Linked DNA regions of Homo sapiens: region 1 is linked to region 2. A link is an interaction called in ENCODE POLR2A ChIA-PET data of the cell type or tissue named here. Cell type or tissue: A673. All regions are shown on one strand. Links, peaks and the distances in the headings refer to the core of each region. The heading gives the core; the rest is flanking DNA. Region 1 holds the start of CSDC2 (cold shock domain containing C2). Region 2 overlaps TOB2 (transducer of ERBB2, 2).

Region 1 (10,804 bases), core at 902-8,901, 130 kb before region 2:
CCCCCACACAGCCTGTGTGCCTGCGTCTGTGCATGAGGGCTGCCCCAGCCAATACTTGAGCTTAATTATTTAAGAGACCCTGTAGTCCTCCTTGTCACATGCCCAGGCTGCCCTGGGGAACTGCTGTGGTTAAGGCCTTTGGGCTTCTGTGGCTTGGGTGGTGGTGGGGAAACCAGGACGGCACTGGGAGAGCCAAATACGCACCCCAGTCCCACCTGTGCTTGGCTGTGCGACCCTAGGCAAGTCACTTTCCCATTTTGAGACCCCCTAGAGAGAGGAATAGACTGGTCAAAGTCATACATACATACAGCATCTGAACTTGAACTCCAATCAGTGTGACCCCACAGCTTTCTGGTGTGCCATGCCAGCCCCCCAGCCCAGGAGTGTCATTTTGCTGGCTGTGGGGCAGAAGAGCTCCCTACTACTTTTAGCCTCCCATTTTGCTGCTCAGCATGGACAAAGGTCTGAACTGCCCCAAGCCCCATTCCTACAAGGCTCTGGGTCCTGGCTGCCCCAGTTGTGACCGTGGACATGACTGGCTCAGCCAGGTCCTGAGCGCCCTCTACCCCCTAGGGGGCTCTACTCCAGACTGGCTGGCAGGTGTCCCCTCCCCACCAGCCATCTGAGAGTGTCCCCAAGTCCCCCTCAGGGAATCCCCCTGCGCATCCGTGAACATTGCCTAGCCATGTCTCTCCAAGCCTGGGAGAGCCATCTGTGGCCAAAACTGTCCTCTGGCCTTTCCCAGGACACGGGCAGGCAGTTCCTGTCTATACCTGTCTTTTTTTTTTTTTTTGAAGGGGGTGAGGATGGGTCAAGATGGGCAGACACAGAAAACAGACATTTTTGGAGAAGACTTCAAGGAAATGGGGGGCGGCAGGGCAAAGCTGGGAGGAGGAAACATTCAGAATTTGGAGGGTCCAGAGGACTCTGGGATGGAGTCAGGTTTGGGAAACCAGTTCCCCATCCCCCAGAAAGCTGGAGACCCCCTTTCCCAGGGAGAGGCCCCTGCCGGATCACAGCCAGGCAGCATGATGCCAGGCTCTCAGAGAGGTTGCCCACCCCCCACTGGGCATACTTCCTCCTCTCCTACCCCAGCCCCAGTGGATGCAGCAGTTCACACTCTGTATTTATTATTGTTCTCGCTCTGTGTCCCCCTCCCCTCTCCCTGGGAAGAGCCTGCAGGCTGGCAGCTTGGCAGGAACCTGCTGTCTCCTTGTGGGTGCCAGCGTCGCCCCTTATCTCCGCCTGGACTCCTTGTGCCAGGGTCAGGCCATTCATGGGCTTGGCACCAGCCAAGGCCACCCTAAGTCCCTGTATCCCAAGATAGAGGCCTGGCAGGCCCTGACTTATCACCCCTGCCCTCCGGGGGCTGTGCCCTGGCAAGGGTGGAGGTCAGAGCAGACCAGCAGGCAGGCAAGAAGCAAGGGCTCGGGGTGGGGTGGTACCTGGGGGAAGAGAATAACCACACGGAGCCACCTCTCTAAGCCAACTAACACAATTATCCCCATCACACTGGGGAAAAAATAGAGTCAGGATAAGACAGCTGCTCCAGGTCCAACTGTCTGCCTTTCCCAGCCGGTCCCTTCCCAGCCCAACATTCCAGGGGAAGGACCAGCAAGGGTCCCTGCTGCACTCTGCTTTCAGCAACTGGAAGCGGCACTGGGGTTTCTCTGGTCAAGGCGGTCCTCTCTCCCGCTGCTTCCCAGACAGGAGGCTGCGGCTTGGCAGGTATCTGCTGCTCTCTGCCTCCTGAGCCAGACGCAGGTCCCAGACACAGACACAGACACAGACACAGACATGCTCCCACGGGAGCCACACGGCCTCACCTCATTTGGGGGTCACGGGGAGAGAATGAGGGAGGGAGAGACAGGTGGTATCCTCTATACCCCCAACACCCTATCTGTAAGCTGAACTGGGCTGATCCAGCCCCCACCTTCACGTTGTACCTCTCTCCTTCGGCCTGGCCAAAGCCACAGTTTCTGGCACAGTGTCCTCAGGCCCCATCTAGCCCCTCACCTCTCCTGGGCAGCTGGGGTCCAGGCACTGCCTCCTGCGGCGTCCGCGCTCTGTCTCTCTCTGGCTCGTGGAGCTGGCAGGCAGGGGATGGGTCTGGAAGATGTGTGTGTGTGTGTGTGTGTGTGTGTGTGTGTGTGTCTGTGTGTGCTCGCGCGGGCGGTACCTCAGCCCCTCACTCACTCACACGCCTTCCAGCTGACGTCAGGGAGAGCAGGAGGGAGGGATGAGAATTTGTACTCCCTGCTTAAAGGGACACCAGGCTCTGTGGCTCATGGCCCAGACATCACCTCCTGAGTCAGGCACTGCCAGGTGAGAGGCTCAGCTGCGTCTCTCGGGGGCCTTAAAGCTTCTTTTTTTGGAAAGTGGCTTTTATGGTCGGGCCACGGTATAATTTGCCCTGCCCAGTGAGGGCAGCTGCTGAGGAATGCAGGGGAGGAAGAACCTGAGACAGCGCCACGTTCCTGGTAATTAGAGAGCAAGTGGGGTGGTGAGTTTGAGTGTGAGTGTGTGAGTGCACACTGGGGGGCCCCTCGGGGTGGGTGGGCATGAGTGGGGGTGAGTCTGGGAGAATGGAGGTCAGAGCCAAGAGGAGCCCCCCAGAGGGGTCGAGACAAGCCAGGTTCCCAGGGACACCCAGACACTCGTCTCCCCTCCGGACGCTCAGTGGTCCTGCCCTCTGCTAGTACAGACACTGACACGGCTCATCTCTGTCTACCCCTTGTAATATTTCCATGGAATTGAATTGACGAGGACCCCAAGGAAGTGATCGGCTTGAAGGTGCACAGGTGAACACCCCACAGCCTGGGAGGCTCTGAGTAGAGAAGTAGAGAGGGCTGATTGAATTCAGGCACCCAGCCTGTTCTACACCACACGCCCTGGCTTCGAAGTGCTCCGCACTGTCAAGCTGTGTGACCTTGGGCCAGCCCCTGAGGGCCTTTGGAGGTTGAGTGTGTGATGTTCCTAAACCCAGGGCCAGCTGGAGGAGGCCTCCACAAAGGTGCTTCTCTTCGTTCTTCCCATTCCTTCTCAGCCTCAGCTTGGAAAGAAGGAAGCCTTTCCCTGGTGTCTCCTGGTACTACTGAGGCAGGCTGGCATTTTCAAAAGGAGTCTTTTTAAAATAAAAAGGAGGTGGGAGTTAAAAGGGAAACCGCAGAGAAAAATACAAGTAACTAATACAAATAGCTAAGACGCCACAAGAGCTTGCTCTGTTTCAGGCAGCAAGCTTTGCCCTCATTGAAACCTCACAACAATTTAATAATTTATTTTTATCATCCCTACTTTACCGGTGAGGAATTAGAGGCTCAGGGAGGAGGAAGGACTTGACTTGCCTATATTCTTCCAACTGGCTAGAGAGGTACTGGAACCCAGGAGCACCCAGTGTCACCACACGCCCCTGCCCTTCCAGAACCTCTCAGGACAATCAGGCTCAGACAGTCTGGGTTTCTGGTTCTGCAGGAGAGACTGTTGAGAAATGCTGCCTGTGGTTACCTGGGGATGTTCTGAATTATTATTATTTTTTTTAGAGAGTATTGCTGTGTCGCCCAGGCTGGAGGGCAGTGGCTTGATCTCAGCTCGCTGCAACCTCCGCTTCCCGGGTTCAAGCGATTCTCCTGCCTCAGCCTCCTGAGTAGCTGGGACTACAGACACACACCACCACACCCAGCTAATTTTTTTGTATTTTTAGTAGAGACAGGGTTTCACTATGTTGGCCAGAATGGTCTCGATCTCCCGACCTCGTGATCCACCCACCTCAGCCTCCCAAAGTGCTGGGATTACAGACGTGAGCCACCGCGCCCAGCCAGGGTTCTGATTTTATTTCACAGCCCCACCTGAGAACTCTACCCAGAGGAGCCTCCCTTCCCCTTTAAATTCTCCTCTCTCTTTCCTCCTTTTTATTTATTTATTTTTTCTTTTTTGAAACAGGGTCTTGCTTTGTTACCCAGGCTAGAATGCAGTGGCTCAATCACAGTTCACTGCAGCTTCCAACTCCTGGGCTCAAATGATCCTCCCGCCTCAGCCTCATGAGTAGCTGGGACTACAGGGGTGCACCACCATGCCTGGCTAAGTTTTCAAAAAATTTTTATAGAGATGGGGTCTCATTATGTTGCCCAGGCTAGTCTCAAACTCCTGGCCTCAAGCGATCCTCCTACCTTGGCCTCCCAAAGTGCTGGGATAACATCGTCTCTTCTTTCTTCTTTGCCTTCCTCTCCTCCAGCAATAATATCTTTCTTTTTTTTTTTTTTTTTTGAGACGGAGTCTCACTCTGTCGCCCAGGCTGGAGTGCAGTGGTGTGATCTCAGCTTACTGCAACCTCTGCCTCCCGGGTTCAAGCAATTCCCGTGCCTCAGCCTGCTGAGTAGCTGAGACTACAGGCATGTGCCACCACATCTGGCTAATTTTTGTATTTTTAGTAGAGATGAGGTTTCGCCATGTTGGCCAGGCTGGTCTTGTACTCCTGACCTCAGGTGATCCACCTGCCTCGGCCTCTCAAAGTGCTGGAATTACAGGCATGAGCCACTGCGCCTAGCCCCTTGCCTGCTTCTTCTGACAGCTCTATCGGGTTCGGTGGGATGAGGAAACAGCTCAGAGAGCTCGTGGGGCTCCACTGAGTCACGCGGCTCCGAAGTGGAGGAGTGCTGGAGCAGAGGCCCCAAGCCTGATCTCTGGACCTATGTTTTTTTTTTCTTTTTTTTCTTTTTTTTAGACGGAGTCTTGCTCTGTTGCCCAGGCTGGAGTGTAGTGGTGCGATCTTGGCTCACTGCAACCTCCACACCCCTGGTTCAAGCAATTCCCCTGCTTCAGCCTCCTGAATAGCTGGGATTACAGGAGGACGCCACCACGTCCGGCTACTTTTTTTGTATTTTTAGTAGAGACAGGGTTTCACCATGTTGGCCAGACTGATCTCGAACTCCTGACCTCAGGCAATCCGCCCACCTTGGCCTCCCACAGTGCTGGGATTACAGGCATGAGCCACTGCGCCCGGTGGACCTATGTTTTTCAAACACACCAACCTGCCCTCCCAGCAGAAGCGCTGGAGCCATGGTGGACGCTGGCAGTTTTCCCTGGCCACCCTTACTATCCTGTTTGCTGGGAACTGCCTTGATGTTGTCACCTGGGGAATCACCTCTCCCCTCTCTTGGTCTGTAGGACCTCTGGCCCAGGCTTGGCCAACCAGAACTGGCATCAGGACTTGAGCTGGAATGTGGATGCCCAGGCTGGCCCTTCTCCCGGGGGCCCCCATGTTGTTTGAGTGATGGGTTATAAGCTGATTGGCCAGCAGAGGGGGAGTGGCTGGGCGGACATTTCTGCACTCCAGGTGACCTCGGGACCCAGCTTGTCAGGACCTAGAGAGAAGACATCGAGAGGGAAGAAGCTCGGGAGGTTGGAAGGCCCTTGGCTGTATATGAGCTTGGGGTGGCGGAGGAACAGAAAGGAGGCAGTGTCAGGGTACAGGGTGAGGGAAGGGAATGCGGAACATGAGGCAGGGTCCCGGAGGCCAGCTCTCAGGAGGCTGAGGCCCGGCTGCTGTGGCCAAGGCCCTGACCCCTCCCTTCACGTCCAGTCTCCTTTCTCTTGGCCCCTCCCATGGGCTGTTGAACATGTGCCCAGAGCTGCCAGGCAGCCAGAGAGCAGTGAATGAAGGAGGCTGGGCCGAGCATTGAAGCAGTGTTATGATTATTCCTGAGCCGGCGATGAGAGGGCACAGCTGTTCATTCAGGAAGAGAGCAGCCGCAGCCCCACCCACCCACCCACCAGCAGCTGAGTAACAAAGAAATCGTCTGGCTGAAACCAGGGGCTCCGGCGTGGAGGCTATTTTTGTGAAAAGCTGAGAATTCAAAAGCTCATCTCCTCGAAAGCCTCCCTTGCCTTGGAGAAGCCGAAGAGGTGGGTTAGAGCCAAATAGCCCCTGCGACTACTGATTCCACCTGAATTACAATTCTCACTCCTGTTATCGACGGTCAGCCCACCTGTGGTGGCCAGGCCTGGACCTATGTGGCATTGAATCCACATCCCTTTGAGATACATACACCTCTAAGGTGTTGGTGCCGTGTGACAAGATGATGAGGATGCTCAGGCACAGAGCATCACAGCTGGTGATGGAGCTGGTATTAAAACACAGAGGTTCAGCCAGGCGCGGTGGCTCATGCCTGTAATCTCAGCACTTTGAGAGGCTGAGGCGGGAGGATCACGAGGTCAAGAGATCGAGACCATCCTGGACAACATGGTGAAACCCTGTCTCTATTAAAAGTACAAAACTAGCTGGGCATTGTGACAAGTGCCTATAGTCTTAGCTATTCGGGAGGCTGAGGCAGGAGAATCGCTTGAACCCGGGAGGCGGAGGTTGCAGCGAGCCAAGATCGCGGCACTGCACTCTTAGCCTGGCGACAGAGCAAGAGTCCGTTTCAAACACACACACACACACACACACACAGAGATTCTGGCTTCATTACATTCCTATTCTTCCTGCCATGCCACACTGTCTTTGAAATGTCTTTTCAATCCCCTAGATGCCCATCTCCCCTACAGTGGGACTCACCTCCAACCTGGACTCAGTAAATCAGAGTGGTCCTTCCTTCCTCTCTCCTTGTCTCCCACTTGTCTCCTCCAATCCGACTACCACCCTTCTGCCAGGGAAGATCTTTTCCTGCAGATCTGACCACATCATTTGTGCATTCATTCATACGTTCAGCAAATATTTATTGCCTGCCTACCATGTACCAGATGGCCAAGGCTCCAGGAAGACAGCGGCAGACAACGCAGGTGAGCTCCTTGAGTTCATGGAGCTCGCATCTCATCTACAAATGATACAGATGATACAAAATCCACAGACAAATGTAGAATCACAAGTTACAAAAATAAAAAATAAGGGGGTTGGGTGTGGTGGCTCACACCTGTAATCCCAGCACTTTGGAAGGCCGAGGTGGGTGGATCACAAGGTCAAGAGATCAAGACCATCCTGGCGAACATGGTGAAACCTCGTCTCTACTAAAAGTACAAAAATTAGCTGGGTGTGGTGGCGTGTCCCTGTAGTATCAGCTACTCGGGAAGCTGAGGCAGGAGAATCGCTTGAACCCGGGAGGCAGAGGTTGCGGTGAGCCAAGATCACCCCACTGTACTCCCGCCTGGCAACAGAGCGAGACTCCCTCTCAAAAAAAAAAAAAAAAAAGGCAGGGAAGGGAACACCCAGAGGGGAGAAACAACTCTGCACATTCAAGCAACTTACGATTGCAGATGTGGCTGGAACAGCATGTAGGAGAAGGGCAGCAGCCACATCGTATGGGATTTGGGGGACCTGATGAGAGGTCTGCTCCTCATCTGAAATGAGAGGGGAAAGAATGACATGCTTCTGCCAACAAACAGCATAGCTGGCAACCTGGCAGAGCCTCTTTGTGGCCAGCAGGCTTCAGAGCTTGGCACCCTTGTCTGGGGTAGCAATCACTGCAGGCAGAAGAATGGGGGAGGTGAGGGGGTTCCCCCAGCTGAGGTCCCTGGGCCGTGGGGCAGGGTCTCCTTCTGCAGCTGCTGCTCAGACTCCTTCCAGAATTCCTCCCAGGTCCGTGGGAGTAGCTCTCTGTGATGGGTAGCGGGCTCTGGCCCAGTCAACCTCCCCCGCACCCTGCCCTGAGATCCTGAGGCTGGGGTAGCAGTCTGTCTCCTGGCTGCTCCAGGGCTGGTCTGGGCTGTGAGCCAAGTCTCCCTCAGCCATCCATCCATTCACACACACTCCTGGGCCCTCTGGGCCATAGGCCTCCAGCCTTCTCAATGCTGAGGGTTCCCCTTCGTCCTCACCTTCTGAACAAAGCTATAGCTGGTGCCCTGGTGAGGGCAGTGGTCTCTAGTTATGCCCCATCATGTTATCCATGTGACCCTCTCAATGGCACCACCTGGAATGATCTCCCTACGTGTCTATTTCCATTTCCTGTCAGTCCCCCCAGAGCACAGGACCCTATAGGAGGGCCTCTGAGGCCCTCACCAAATACCTGGTGACTCTCTGCATTTCACTTTTGGCCCAAGCCAAACCAGGGAGCAGCATCCTGGGTGACATCTGGATGTCTAGTGGTTTTTATTTTTATTTTTATTTTTTGAGATGGAGTTGCTGCGACACCCAGGCTGGAGTACAACGGTGCAATCCCAGCTCACTGCAACCTCCACCTCCTGGGTTCAAGCGATTCTCCTGCCTCAGCCTCCTGAGCAGCTGGGATTACAGGCACCTGCCACCACACCTGGCTAATTTTTGTATTTTTAGCAGAGATGGAGTTTCACCATATTGGCCAGCCTGGTTTGAACTCCTGACCTCAAGTCATTTGCCAGCCTCGGCCTCCCAAAGTGCTGGGATTACAGGTGTGAGCCACCGCACCTGGCCCAGGATGTCTAGTGTTTAGGCCTTTTCTAGAATCTCCTTTCCCAGTGGCACTTCTGCCTGTGCCTTGGCCTCCATGCAGGGACTTTTGTTGTTGTTGTTGTTGTTGTTTTGAGATGGAGTCTCGCTCTGTCACCCAGGCTGGAGTAGTGCAGTGGCGCAATATCGGTTCACTACAAGCTCCGCCTCCCGGGTTCAGGCAATTCTCCTGTCTCAGCCTCCCGAGTAGCTGGGACTACAGGCGCCCACCACCATGCCCGGCTAATTTTTTGTATTTTTTAGTAGAGACGGGGTTTCACCGTGTTAGCCAGGATGGTCTCGATCTCCTGACCTTGTGATCCGCCCACCTCGGCCTCCCAAAGCGCTGGGATTATAGGTGTGTGAGAGAGGTTTTAAAAGTACCCAAATAAATAAGGCCAGGCACGGTGGCTCACGCCTGTAATCCCAGCACTTTGGGAGGCTGAGGCGAGTGGATCACCCGAGGTCAGGAGTTCAAGACCAGGCTGGCCAACATGGCAAAACCCTGTCTCTACTAAAAATACAAAAATTAGCCAGGAGTGGTGGCACGTGCCTGTAATCCCAGCTACTCAGGAGGCTGAGGCAGGAGAATGGCGTGAATCCAGGAGGCGGAGCTTGCAGTAAGCAGAGATCGTGCCACTGCACTCCAGCCTTGGTGACAGAGCGAGACTCCATCTCAAAAAGAAAAAAAAAAAGTTGGACATGGTGACAAGTGCCTATAGTTCCATCTACTGGAGAGGTTGAGACAGGAGGATTCCTTGAGCCCAGGAATTCACTGCACTCTGCTGGGCAACAGAGCAAGACCTGTCGAAAAAAGAAAAAAAAGCCTAACAAACAAAAATAGCTTAATAAATAAATAATGTCATGTTGGAAGACTAGGAATGCTAGCCTAGGCAATGCCAGGGAAAATTAAACAGGGAAGTGTGGGGATGGTGGTGAGTGGTTAAACCAGGGGGTCAAGGCTGGGCTTGGTAGCTCACACCTGTAATCCTGGCACTTTGGGAGGCTGAGGCAAGAGGATCGCTTGAGCTCAGGAGTTTAAGACCAGCCTGGGCAACATAATGAGACTTTGTCTCTACAAAATAAATAAACAAAAATAAAACAGGGGGCCAGGGCAAGCCTCACCAAGGTGACGTTACAGCAAGGAGCTGGAGGAGGTGACTGGAAGGGTGTTCAGCGAGAGGAAACGGCACAGGTGGAGGACCTGAGTGGGGGTGGGTCTGGGGTGTCTGAAAAACAGCCGCCAGGCGGAGGAGTGGGGCATGAGGTTGGAGGAGTCCTGGGGCAGGGGGACCCCAAGGGCTGTGAAGGCCATCCTGAGGCCTGGGCTTTTTCCTCTAGGGAGATGGGGTGTTGCACAGTCTGCAGGGGAAGAGAGAAAATTCCTGACTGACACTGAAACAGCAATTCTCTGGCTTCTGTGTTGCCTGTAGGCGGCAGGGCGTGAGGACAGGAACCTGGAAACCTGTACTGGGGCTGCTGCGATGGCCCGGGGAGGATTGAGGGTGGCTGGGACCCAAAAATGGCAGTGGAGTTGATGGAGAAAGGTTGGATTCTGGATGCATTTTGGAGACAGCAACAACAGGATTTGCTCAGGGATTCACAAAGAGTGTGAGAGACAAAGAGTGGAGAATGATTCTGAAGCCTGGACCTGAGCAACGAAGAGTGGAGAAGTCATTTTCTAAGACAGGGAAGAGGCTGGGCGCAGTGGGTCACGCCTATAATCCCAACACTTTGGGAGGCTGAGGCAGGAGGATTGCTTGAGCTCAGTTCAAGACCAGCTTGGGCAACACGGCAAGACCTCATCTCTAAAAAAAATACAAAAATGAGGCTGGGCGCAGTGGCTGATGCCTGTAATCCCTGCACTCTGGGGGGCCAAGGCGGGCGGATCACCTGAGGTCAGGGATTCGAGACCAGCCTGACCAACATGGTGAAACCCTGTCTCTACTAAAAAAATTCAAAAAATTAGCCAGGCGTGGTGGCACATGCCTGTAATCCCAGCTACTTGGGATGCTGAGCCAGGAGAATCACTTGAACCCTGGAGGCGGAAGTTGCAGTGAGCCGAGATCACACTATTATACTCCAGCCTGGGCAACAAGAGTGAAACTCTGTCTCAAAAATAAATAAATAAATAAATAATAAATAAATATAAAAAATACAAAAATTAGCTGAGTATGGTGGTGCACGCCTGTAGTCTCAGCTACTGGAGAGGCTGAAGTGGGAGGATCTCAATACTACATTCCAGCCTTGGCGACAGACCTTGTCTCAAAAAAAAAAAAAAAAAAAAAGAGACAGGGAAGATGAATAAGAGCAGGTTTGTTGGGAGGGCCAGCCAGGAGTCCCACTGTGACGCATGTTAAACTCGAGTGACCAGATGGAGCTGTGGAGTCCGTGCTCAGGGAGAGAGGC
Region 2 (10,804 bases), core at 836-8,835:
GGGACATTGGTGTGTTTAGAGATTTTAGTTTAAAAACAAAACAAAAAGATTGATCAAATCTGTACAGTTTCTATTGTTCCAGATTTTTTTAAGTTTGTATTAAAAGCATGATACATAATAGCCTTCTGCCTGCTCCTGGCTTGCTTGGTTTCTGGGGTCCCTTTTGGGATGGAGAGAATGGGAGTGGCCCAGCCCTTACAGACTCCAAGAAACGATTGGTCCTCCTTACAGTGACAGCCTCGGATGGACATAACTGTCCTGGTGCCCCTTCTTGACCACCTATCCATCCCATCAACACAGGATACATCATTGTGCTTGCTACCGCAGATGCTTTTCTACACTGGAAACAGGTTCCACAAAGTTAGAAACCGCTCCAGTTCCCTTAGCCAGTTGGTGGTGGCAGCAGAGCCTGGAGAACGGGGTACTTCATGGCTCTTTAGGAATTGTCTATTCCTGGGGGGAGGAGAGCGGGGACAGCCTCCAGCCTACTCTAGATCTAGTACTTGATCCTTAGTACTAGATCCTTAGATGTGGGCAAGGATGAGAACAGCTTGCCTAAGCCAGGTTCCATCCAAAAGCCCGGTGCTTGGATTCTCAACCCTTTTCTTGGGCTGGACAATTTCGGAGCTGCCTTAAGAGTGAGACAGCCCAGCCCAGAGAAAGCCACCCTTCTGCCAGTGGCCGATTTCCTTAGGAGCTCTGCTATCTCCCAGTGGCCCGGGCCATATTTTCCCCTTCCCAGGGCCTGTGCCTATCAATGCTGCCCATCTAGGAGAGAAACCTCCCACCTTGGCCTCCCTCTCAAAGTGCTGGGATTATGGACGTGAGCCACCATTCCTCATCCTGTTGAATTTTCACAGGGATTGTTCATCCTCACAGGGATTGTCTCCATTTTGCAGTTAAGAAATAGGCTGGGTGCAGTGGTTCACATCTGTAATCCCAGCACTTTGGGAGGCCGAGGCAGACGGATCACTCGAGGTCAGGAGTTTGAGAACAGCCTGGCCAACATGATGAAACCCCGTCTCTACTAAAAAAAAAAAAAAAACAAAACAAAAAACACAAAAATTATCTGGGTGTGGTGGCGAGCGCCTATAATACCAGCTACTTGGGAGGCTGAGGCACTAGAATCTCTTGAACCCGGGAGGCGGAGGTTGCAGTGAGCTGAGATCGCGCCATTGCACGCCACTTGCTCTGGGTGACAGAGCAAGACTCCGTCTCAAAGAAACAAACAAAAAAGAAATAGGCTCCAACTTAGATTACCCTAGACTCATAAAACTAGTAAATGGTAAAGATTCTGACTCGTGTCTGATTTTTTCATTTATTGATCCAAGTGATACTGGGCAGCGTCAGTTCTTGTCCACTGGAGAATAAATCAGACAGTGTCTGCCTTCCCAGAGTTGACATCTCACATGCATTTGATACAATTATAACTGCTATAGAAGAGTGATACAGGTTAAGGGTGGCAGGGGATGACCTTGCCACCTCTACTGCCACCACTGGGCTGGGGTAGGGGGCAAACAGTTCTGGGGCATCAGTGGGGTAAGGGGCCTCCTCAGGCCCCTCATTCCCCAAACAGGCAACGCTGAGCACTCCCCAACCAAGTTTGCGAACTGGAAGGCCCCAGGGCAAACATCCAACTTCTGGACAGGTTGCAGGAGGCCTGATGTCCAGCCCCTCCATGGGCCACTTCCCCTCTGCAGGGCCTGTTGAGCGGAGGGAGGCCCCCATCCAGGATAACGAGGCCCTGGCCTGCCAGACACAGGGCCATTTGCAGGGGTTTCACTTTCTTCCGTCCTGCCAGGGAGAAGCCCACCTTGTCCCTGCATCCCTGTGTGTGGGCTGACCACCCAACCTTGGGCACCACAGCAGGGGCAGGATGGCCTTCACCTGCTCATTCCTATTTCATGTAGACAAAGGTCCTGACACGGCAGGTGCCTGCTCCCACTCCCTGTCATGCTGTCAGCGGAGGGTCCTGGGCGAGACCCAGCTCAGAAGCTGAGACTCACCTTCCTGGCCTGGCCCATCCCTCTGAAGGTATAGACACTACAGATTTGAAAAAAAAAAAAAAAATTCTCCATGGCATAGACAGAAATCACTCATTCAGACATTCATGCCTCTATTTATTCAGCAAACGCTCACTGGTTCTGAAGAGGTGGACGGGAGACTTAGAGGGGTAAAGGGATGCTGGGGCCCCAGCCCTGCAGCAGGGGAAGAAAGAATATTTTAGTAGACAGTTCCTCCAAAAAAGGCTAATTTATTCCTTTGACAAACCATCCATGGGCATCCACTCTCTGCCCTGGGAACACAGGTGGGAAAGCAGTTTCAGGACAGGTATGCACGGGCGACCTGAGAGCCAGAGACTGAGGAAGGCTTCCCAGAGGAGGTGAAGACAGAGTACGGGCCGGGTGCGGTAGTTCATGCCTGTAATCCCAACATGCTGGGAGGCCAAGGCAAGAGGATCGCTTGAGCCCAGGAGTCCAACATTAGCCCTAGGCAATAGAAGAAGACCCCATCTCTACAAAAAATTAAAAAATTCGCCGAGTGTGGTGGCGCATACCTGTGTCCCAGCTACTCTGGAGGCTGAGGTAGGAGGATCGCTAAATGAATAAATAAATACATACATAATAAAAAGAGTACCAGTCAGTCAAGAAGAAGCAAAGCAAGGCCCCTCCACTCCCCAGGGAGCCCCATCAGGAGGGCACCCGTCAGGGTCAGGGAAGAGGCTGGACTCTGCTCCCTTAGAAGTGCAGGTTCTACCATCCTGGTTAACACAGTGAAACCCCCTCTCTACTAAAAATACAAAAAATTAGCCAGGCGTGGTGGCAGGCGCCTGTAGTCCCACCTACTCGGGAGGCTGGAGCAGGAGAATGGCCTGAACCCGGGAGGTGGAGTTTGCAGTGAGCCGATATGGCGCCACTGCACTCCACCCTGGGCGACAGAGCGAGACTCCATCTCAAAAAAAGAAAAGAAGTGCAGGTTCTAATTCCAACCCTGCCACTCTCTTGCTAGGTGACCTCGGACAAATCACTCCACCTACCCTGGCACCTCAGTTCCCTCACCTTGAAAATGGAGATTAAAAACAAAACATAAAAGAGAAAAGAAGCCAGGCGTGGTGGCTCATGCCTGCAATCCCAACACTTTGGTAGACTGAGGTGGGTGGATCACCTGAGGTGAGCAATTCGAGACCAGCCTGGCCAATATGGAGAAACCCCATCTCTACTAAAAATACAAAAATTAGCTGGGTGTGGTGGTGCACACCTGTAATCTCAGCTACTTGGGAGGCTGAGGCAGGACAATTGCTTGAACCTGGGAGGTGGAGGTAGCAGTGAGCCGATATCACGCCACTGCACTCCAGCCTGGGTGACAGAGCAAGGGTACATCTCAAAAAAAACCAAACCAAAACAAAACAAAAAAAACAAAGACACAAAAAAATTAGCCAGGCACGGTGCCGCACACCTGTAATCCCAGCTACTTGGAAGGCTGAAGCCAGAAGGCAGAGGCTGCAGCGAGCTGAGCCGAGATCGCGCCACTGCACTCCAGCCTAGGTGGCAAGTGAAATTCCATCTCCAAAAAAAAAAAAAAAAAGGAAAAAAAATAAGAAGACCAAAAAAAGAGGAAGAAAATAGGGATGATAATTGTACCTACTTGTGAAAATTAAAAGAAATGATGGGTGGAAAATACGGAGCACGGTGGCTGGCCTGCAGTAAACAACTTGGTGAACGGCGAGTATCATTTTAATCATCATGGCCATTATTGTCCATCCTTAAATGCCACCAGACAATCCAGGCCAGTATGCTCCTTGCATCAGCATACAGACTGAAACCCAAGCTGCTGGCAGGACCAGGCTGGGGAAGAAAAGAAAACTGTCCTTTGAGCAGAGCCTGGGCTGCCCCAGCCCTGCCCTCTGCCAAGGTGGGAGGCTGCTTGTCTCCTAGCAAGACAGTGTCGCGCGAAGCACACTGAATCCCACTCCTTCTCTCCAGGGGCCTAGCCTTCTGTCTGGGGATGAAACGTGACCCTCAATGTCCGTCCCAAAACCCGGGAATTTCTCCCTGGAGAGGCAGACAGGTGGGTGGTGGGAGGGTGAGTCATGGCAGCAGGAGAACCCCTCATCATTGCCTGACTCAGTGCCCCTAGGCCAAGGGGATGCCATTTTCTGGTCCTCACCACCGCCACCTCCCCATGAGTGAGTCGGGGTAGAGGGGCATGCCTTTCTCCTTTCTCTAGGCCTGGCCAGCTTGCCCAAGTTTTGCCTGGACAGGGCCTATGGTCAGAATGGAACCAGTCAGAGGTCTCCAAGCCTCTAGGCAAATAAGCCAGCTCATGTTCTGATTTTTTTTTTTTTTTTTTTTTTGATGGAGTCTCGCTCTGTCATCCAGGCTGGAGTGCAGTGGCACGATCTCAGCTCACTGCAGCCTCCGCCTCCTGGACTCAAGCAATTCTCCTGCCTCACCCTCTCAAGTAGCTGGGATTACAGGTGTGTGCCACCACACCAGGCTAATTTTTGTACTTTTTTTTTTTTTGAGACGGAGTCTTGCACTGTTGCCCGGGCTGGAGTGCAGTGGCGCGATCTTGGCTCACTGCAACCTCTGCCTCCCGAGTTCAAGTGATTCTCTTGCCTCAGCCTCCCGAGTAGCTGGGATTACAGGTGCGTGCCATCACACCCAACTAATGTTTTGTGTTTTTAGTAGAGACAGGGGTTCACTGTGTTAGCCAAGATGGTCTCGACCTCCTGACGGCGTGATTCACCCGCCTCAGCCTCCCAAAGTGCTGGGGTTACAAGCATGAGCCACCATGCCTGGCCAATTTTTGTACTTTTAGTAGAGACAGAGTTTCGCCATGTTGGCCAGGCTGGTCTCAAACTCCTGACCTCAGGTGATCCGCCCACCTCAGCCTCCCAAAGAGCTGGGATTACAAGTGTGAGATACCGCGCCCGGCCAATTCTCTGAATTTTTAATTTGGGGAATTTCACTATCAGAGAGAAGTAGGTTCTAGGTCCTTGAAGCTGCCAATTCACTGTGTAACTTTGAACCCCTCTTGACATCTGTCCCATTTGTACAACAGGGGACAGTCAGGCTAGGCCCCTGTCCAGCTAGGCCATTCAAGATGGTCCCTGTGCCTGCACCTCTTCTTGCCCCACTGGCTCCTGAGCCCTGTGGAGGGCCCTAGGAGGACCCTGTATGGTGGCACTTTTCCCAAAGATGTGAGGAAATAATGATAGGTTGAGCCCTGGGCAGAACCATATGCCATCAGGTGGGACCCCCCCAACCCAAGACACAAAAACCTAGTCAAACTATTGCCGCGCTGTGGCAGGGCTGGGAAGTCCAGACAGGAGAAGAGTCTTGGCCCAGAGGCCCAGACACCTGGGTTGTTTTTCTAGCTCTGCCCTGATTCACTATATTATTATTATTATTATTATTTTTTGAGACAGGTTCTTCCTTCCTCTGTCACTCAGGCTGGAGTGCAGTGACATGATCATGGCTCACTGCAGTTGTGACCTCCCAGGCTCAAGCAATCCTCCTGCCTCAGTCTCCCGAGTAGCTAGGATTACAGGTTCAAGCCATGACACCCAGTTAATTTTTTACTTTTAATTTTTTGTAGAGTCAGGGTCTTACTATGTTGCCCAGGCTCGTCTCAAATTCCTGGGCTCAAGTGATCCTCATGCCTCCTAAAGTGCTGGGATTACAGGTATAAGCCACCTCACCCAGCCTGATTCACTATACTATTTTTATTTTTATATGAGATGGAGTCTCGCTCTGTCACCCAGGCTAGAGTGCAGTGGTGTGATCTTGGCTCACTGCAACCTCTGCCTCCCAGGTTCAAGCGATTCTCCTGCCTCCGCCTCCCGAGTAGCTGGGATTATAGGTGCATGCCACCATGTCCGGCTAATTTTTATATTTTCAGTAGAGAAGGATTTTCACCATATTGGCCAGGCCAGTCTAGAACTCCTGACCACAAATGATCCGCCTGCCTCAGTCTCCCAAAGTATTGAGATTACAGTCATGAGCCACCGCGCCCGGCCTGATTCATTATATTAAACATTCAATATTCAGCTGAGGCAATGGCTCATGCTTGTAATCCTAGAACTTTGAGAGGCAAAGGCAGAAAGATTGCTTGAGCCCAGGAGTTCGAGACCATCCTGGGGAACATGGTGAGACTCCCATGTCTCTACAAAAAATAAAAAAATTAGCCAGCCATGGTGGCATATGCCTGCAGTCCCAGCTACTCAGGAGGCTGAGGTGGGAGGATCACTTGAGCCCAAGAGGTCAAGGAAGAAGTGAGATGTGGTCATGCCACTGCACTCCAGCCTGGGCAACAGAGTGAAACCCTGTCTCAAAAAAAAAACAAAATTCCACATTCAATATGGGGCCCCCATAAACACTGGACACTGTGCTAGGCATGAGGAAATAAGGGGCAACTGCAGACAAATTCCTTGCTCTCCTGAAGCAATGTTCTATTAACTGAAAACAAACAAATAAATGAGAAAATGGCAGATGGTAAGATAATCACGACCAGTGACAGTGGCTAGTGACCAAGTAGACACTTATATTGGGTGGACAAGACAAGGCAGGTCTTCCCGAGAAGGGGGCTTTCAACCTGTGACCTGAAGCATACGATTCCTTGTCACATGCTTAACAGGGAGAAGAGCAGCAGGACCAGACACTTCCAAGGGCGAGAGGCAGGAACAGGACGGTGGGTTCAGGGAAGAAAAGACCAGCAGCAAGCAAGAGGCAAGTGGAGCAGATGAGGTCAAAGGGGGCTCCAGGCCATAGCATGGGCCCTGCCTGAAGCCTGGATAGGAAGCTGGGATTTTCTCTTCAATACGCAGTAAGTTTCTTGCCCCGTGGTTGCCTTATCTGTAGCTAGGGGCAAAGACAATAAGAGAGCTTTCTCGGCCGGGTGCAGTGGCTCATGCCTGTAATCCCAGCACTTTGGGAGGCTCAGGTGCATGGATCACCTGAGGTCAGGAGTTCAAGACCAGCCTGTCCAACATGATGAAACCTCGTCTCTACTAAAAATACAAAAAATTAGCTGGGTATGGTGGCATGCCCCTGTAGTCTCAGCTACTTGGGAGGCTGAGGCAGAAGAATCACTTGAACCCGGGAGGTGGAGGTTGCAGTGAGCCGAGATCACACCATTGCACTCTAGCCTGGTGACAGAGTGAGACTCCGTCTCAAAAAAAAAAAAAAAAAAAGAGACAGAGAGCTTTCTCTCACATATTCAACTGCAAACCCTCCTGGAGCCCTCCTTTATGCCAGGTCCAGAGCAAGGACCACTGCAGGAGCAGACCCAGGCCTTGCCCTTGGAGGGGACTTCTACTGGTGGAAGAGCTGGGAGAAGACAAACCCAGGTCTCATACTTCAACACCACATCAGATCCACAGCAGGAGGCGGCCGAGGAGCTATATGCACCCAGACGAGGCTCCCACGTGGCCCTGGAAGGCTTTTCAGAGGGTTGACAACCTAGTAGGTGAAGAATTTGAAGGGGAACAGCACTTATGCCAAGTGCTTCAGGGTGAGTTGCAGGGTAACATGACACCTGGATTTGTTACCCCTGGATTTGAGGGGGCCTTAGGGAGTCTGTGGAGAGGGGAAAGAGGAGTGAGACTAAGGGGCACAGGAGTGAAGGGTGAAGCCAAGGGCACAGCAAGTGTAAGTGACTCTTTCAACAAACCACAGAGGTTTCCAGAAGGCAGAAACGTAAAACCCCTCGCAAAGTGCTGAGATTACAGGCTTGAGCCACCGCACCCCGCCTAAAACCACAATGAACATACCTATTAAAACAGCTAAAATGAAAGAGACTGTACACACCAAATGCTGGTGAAGATGTGCAGGAATTAGTAACTTTATATACTGCTGATGAGAATGTAAAATGGTACAACCATTTTGGAAAATAATGTGGAAGGGAAGTTTCTTCTTTTTTTTTTTTCTTCACAGAGTCTCGCTCTGTTGCCCAGGCTGGAGTGTAGTAGCTCGATATCGGCTCACTGCAACCTCTGCCTCTCGGGTTCAAGCAATTCTCCCTGTCTCAGCCTCCCAGGTAGCTGGGATTACAGGCGCCTGCCACCACATCACTTAATTTTTTTGTATTTTTAGTAGAGACGGGGTTTCGCCATGTTGGCTAGGCTAGTCTTGAACTCCTGACCTCAGGGGATCCACCTGCCTCGGCCTCCCAAAATGTTGGGGTTACAGGCGTGAGCCACCGCGCCCGGCCAGAAGGGAAGTTTCTTCTTTTTTTTTTGTTTTTGTTTTCTTTTTGAGATGGAGTCTTGCTCTGTTGCCCAGGTTGGAGTGCAGTGGCGCAATCTCGGCTCACTGCAAGCTCCGCCTCCCGGGTTCACGCCATTCTCCTGCCTCAGTGTCCCGAATAGCTGGGACTACAGGCACCCGCCACCACGCCCAGCTAATTTTTTATATTTTTAGTAGAGATGGGGTTTCACCGTTTAGCCAGGAAAGTCTCGATCTCCTGACCTTGTGATCCGCCCGCCTCGGCCTCACAAAGTGCTCGGATTACAGGCGTGAGCGACTGCGCCTGGCCGGGAAGTTTCTTAAAAAGTTAAACATACAGCCAGACATGGTGGCTCATGCCGGTGATCCCCGTACTTTGGGAGGCCAAGGTGGGAGGATTGTTTGAGCCCAAGGAGTTCAAGACCAGCCTGTGCAACACAGTGAGAAGACCTTGTCTCTACAAAAAATGGTCAAGCGTGGTGGCTTACACCTGTAATCCTACCACTTTGAGAGGCTGAGGTGGGAGGATCACTTAAGCCCAGGAGTTCAAGACCAGCCTGGGCAACATGGCAAGACCCCATCTCTACAAAAACTTAAAAAATTAGTGGGCTGGGCGTGGTGGCTCATGCCTGTAATCCCAGCACTTTGGGAGGCCAAGGCAGGCAGATCACTAGGTCAGGAGTTTGAGACCAGCCTGGCCAAAATGGTGAAACTTCATCTCTACTAAAAATACAAAAATTAGCCAAGCATGGTGGTGTGTGCCTGTAGTCCCAGCTACTTGGGAGGCTGAGGCAGGAGAATCGCTTGAGCCTGGGAGGCAGAGGTTGAAGTGAGCTGAGATTCCCCCATAGCACTACAGCCCAGGCAACATAACAAGACTCTGTCTCAAAAAAAAAAAAAAAAAAATTAGTGAGGTGTTATGGCTGGCACCTGTGGTCCCAGCTACTCAGGAGGCTGAGGTGAGAGGATTGCTTGAGACTGGGATGTTAAGGCTGCAGTGGGCCACTGAACTCCAGCCTGAATGACAGAGTGAGACCTGGGCTCAAAAAGAAGTTATACATTTACCATGTGATACAGCCATTCTATTCCTATCTCCTCACAAGAAAAGGAAATAGGCTGGGCACAGTGTCTCACGACTGTAATCCCAGTACTTTGGGAGGCTGAGGTGTGTGGATCATGAGGTCAAGAGATCGAGACCATCCTGGCCAACACGGTGAAACCCTATCTCCACTAAAAATACAAAAATTAGCTGGGCGTGATGGTACGCACCTGTAGTCCCAGCTACTCGGGAGGCTGAGGCAGGAGAATCACTTGAACCCCGGTGGCGGAGGTTACAGTGAGCCGCTATCGTGCCACTGCACTCCAGCCTGGCGACAGAGTGAGACTCCATCTCAAAAAAAAAAAAAAAATTAGCCGGACGTAGGAGTACACGCCTGGAGTCCCAGCCACTCAGGAGGCTGAGGCAGGAGAATTGCTTGAACCAAGGAGGTGGAGGTTGCAGTGAGCAGAGAACTTGCTACTGTATTACCGCCTGAGCGACAGAGCGAGATGCAAGACTCCGTCTCAAAAAACAAAAAAAGGAAAAAGAAATAAGGCCTAGTGAGGTGGCTCACGCCTATAATCTCAACACTTTGGGAGGCCAAGGTGGGCCAATCACCTGAGGTCAGGAGTTCAAGACCAGCCTGGCCAACATGGTGAAATCCCATCTCTACTAAAAATACAAAAATTAGCCGGGCGTGGTGGCTGGCGCCTGTAATCCCAGCTACTTGGGAGGCTGAGGCAGGAGAATCACTTGAACCCAGGAGGCAGAGATTGCAGTGAGCCGAGATAGCACCACTGCACTCTAGCCTGAGCAATGAGAGCGAGACTCCGTCTCAAAAAAAAAAAAAAAGGGGGAAGGAAATAAACGTTATGTCCTTATAAAGACTTGCATGCAAGGCCAAGTGCATGCAAGTCTTTGTGAGGTGCAGTGGCTCATGCCTATAATCCCAAGTATTTGGCAGGCCAAGGTGGGAGGATCACTTGGGTCCAGGAGTTTGAGACCAGCCTGGGCAACATAGCAAGATCCTATCTCTACAGAATTTTCTTTTTTTTTGAGATGTAATTTTGCTCTGTCGCCCAGGCTGGAGTGCAATGGTGCCATCTTGGCTTACTGCAATCTCTGTCGCCCAGGTTCAAGTGATTCTCTTGCCTCAGCCTCCCAAATAGCTGAGATTACAGGCACACACCACCAAGCCCAGCTAAACCACAAAAACCTTTTTAAAAATTAAGCCAGGTATGGTGCCTACCTGTAGTCCCAGATACTTCAGAGGCTGAGCGGGGAGGATCACCTGAGCCCAGAAGATCGAGGGTGCAGTGAACCATGATCGTACCGCTGCACTCCACCCTGGGGAATCGAGTGAGTCCCTGTCTCAAAGAAAAATAAAATACTTATATGCAAATGTTCATACCAGCGTTATTTGTTATGGCCCCAAACTGGAAACACCCAAATGTCCTTCAATGGGTGAATGGTTGAACCAATGGTGGCACATTTATACTATGGACTACTATTCGTGATGAAAATAAATGAACTACTG

Evidence for each region. Peaks named below come from ENCODE experiments on the same cell type or tissue, not always from the same donor. Only the 100,000 strongest peaks of a DNase experiment are listed, where the experiment ranks them.
Region 1: POLR2A ChIA-PET joins it to region 2 with 19 read pairs; 10 of 35 experiments call an interaction of 5 or more read pairs at or near these places.

The regions. Positions count from the first base shown.
Region 1 is chr22:41,552,396-41,563,199 of GRCh38, reverse strand. It overlaps CSDC2 (cold shock domain containing C2), which reads right to left and starts at 2,190. Exons shown (of 4, transcript NM_014460.4): 1 at 2,017-2,190. LOC105373044 (a long non-coding RNA gene) reads left to right here and starts at 2,317. Exons shown (of 2, transcript NR_134631.1): 1 at 2,317-2,480. RefSeq lists a silencer at 6,328-6,575 and an enhancer at 7,106-7,605. In A673, for the core only: no CTCF peak of the experiment used is centred there; DNase peaks (open chromatin) are centred at 1,089 and 5,689; H3K4me3 peaks cover 272 bases; H3K27ac peaks cover 2,042 bases.
Region 2 is chr22:41,422,810-41,433,613 of GRCh38, reverse strand. It overlaps TOB2 (transducer of ERBB2, 2), which reads left to right. Exons shown (of 2, transcript NM_016272.4): 2 at 1-120. Among named protein-coding and RNA genes, the nearest start is that of TOB2, 19 kb to the left of the region's middle. In A673, for the core only: no CTCF peak of the experiment used is centred there; no DNase peak of the experiment used is centred there; H3K27ac peaks cover 395 bases.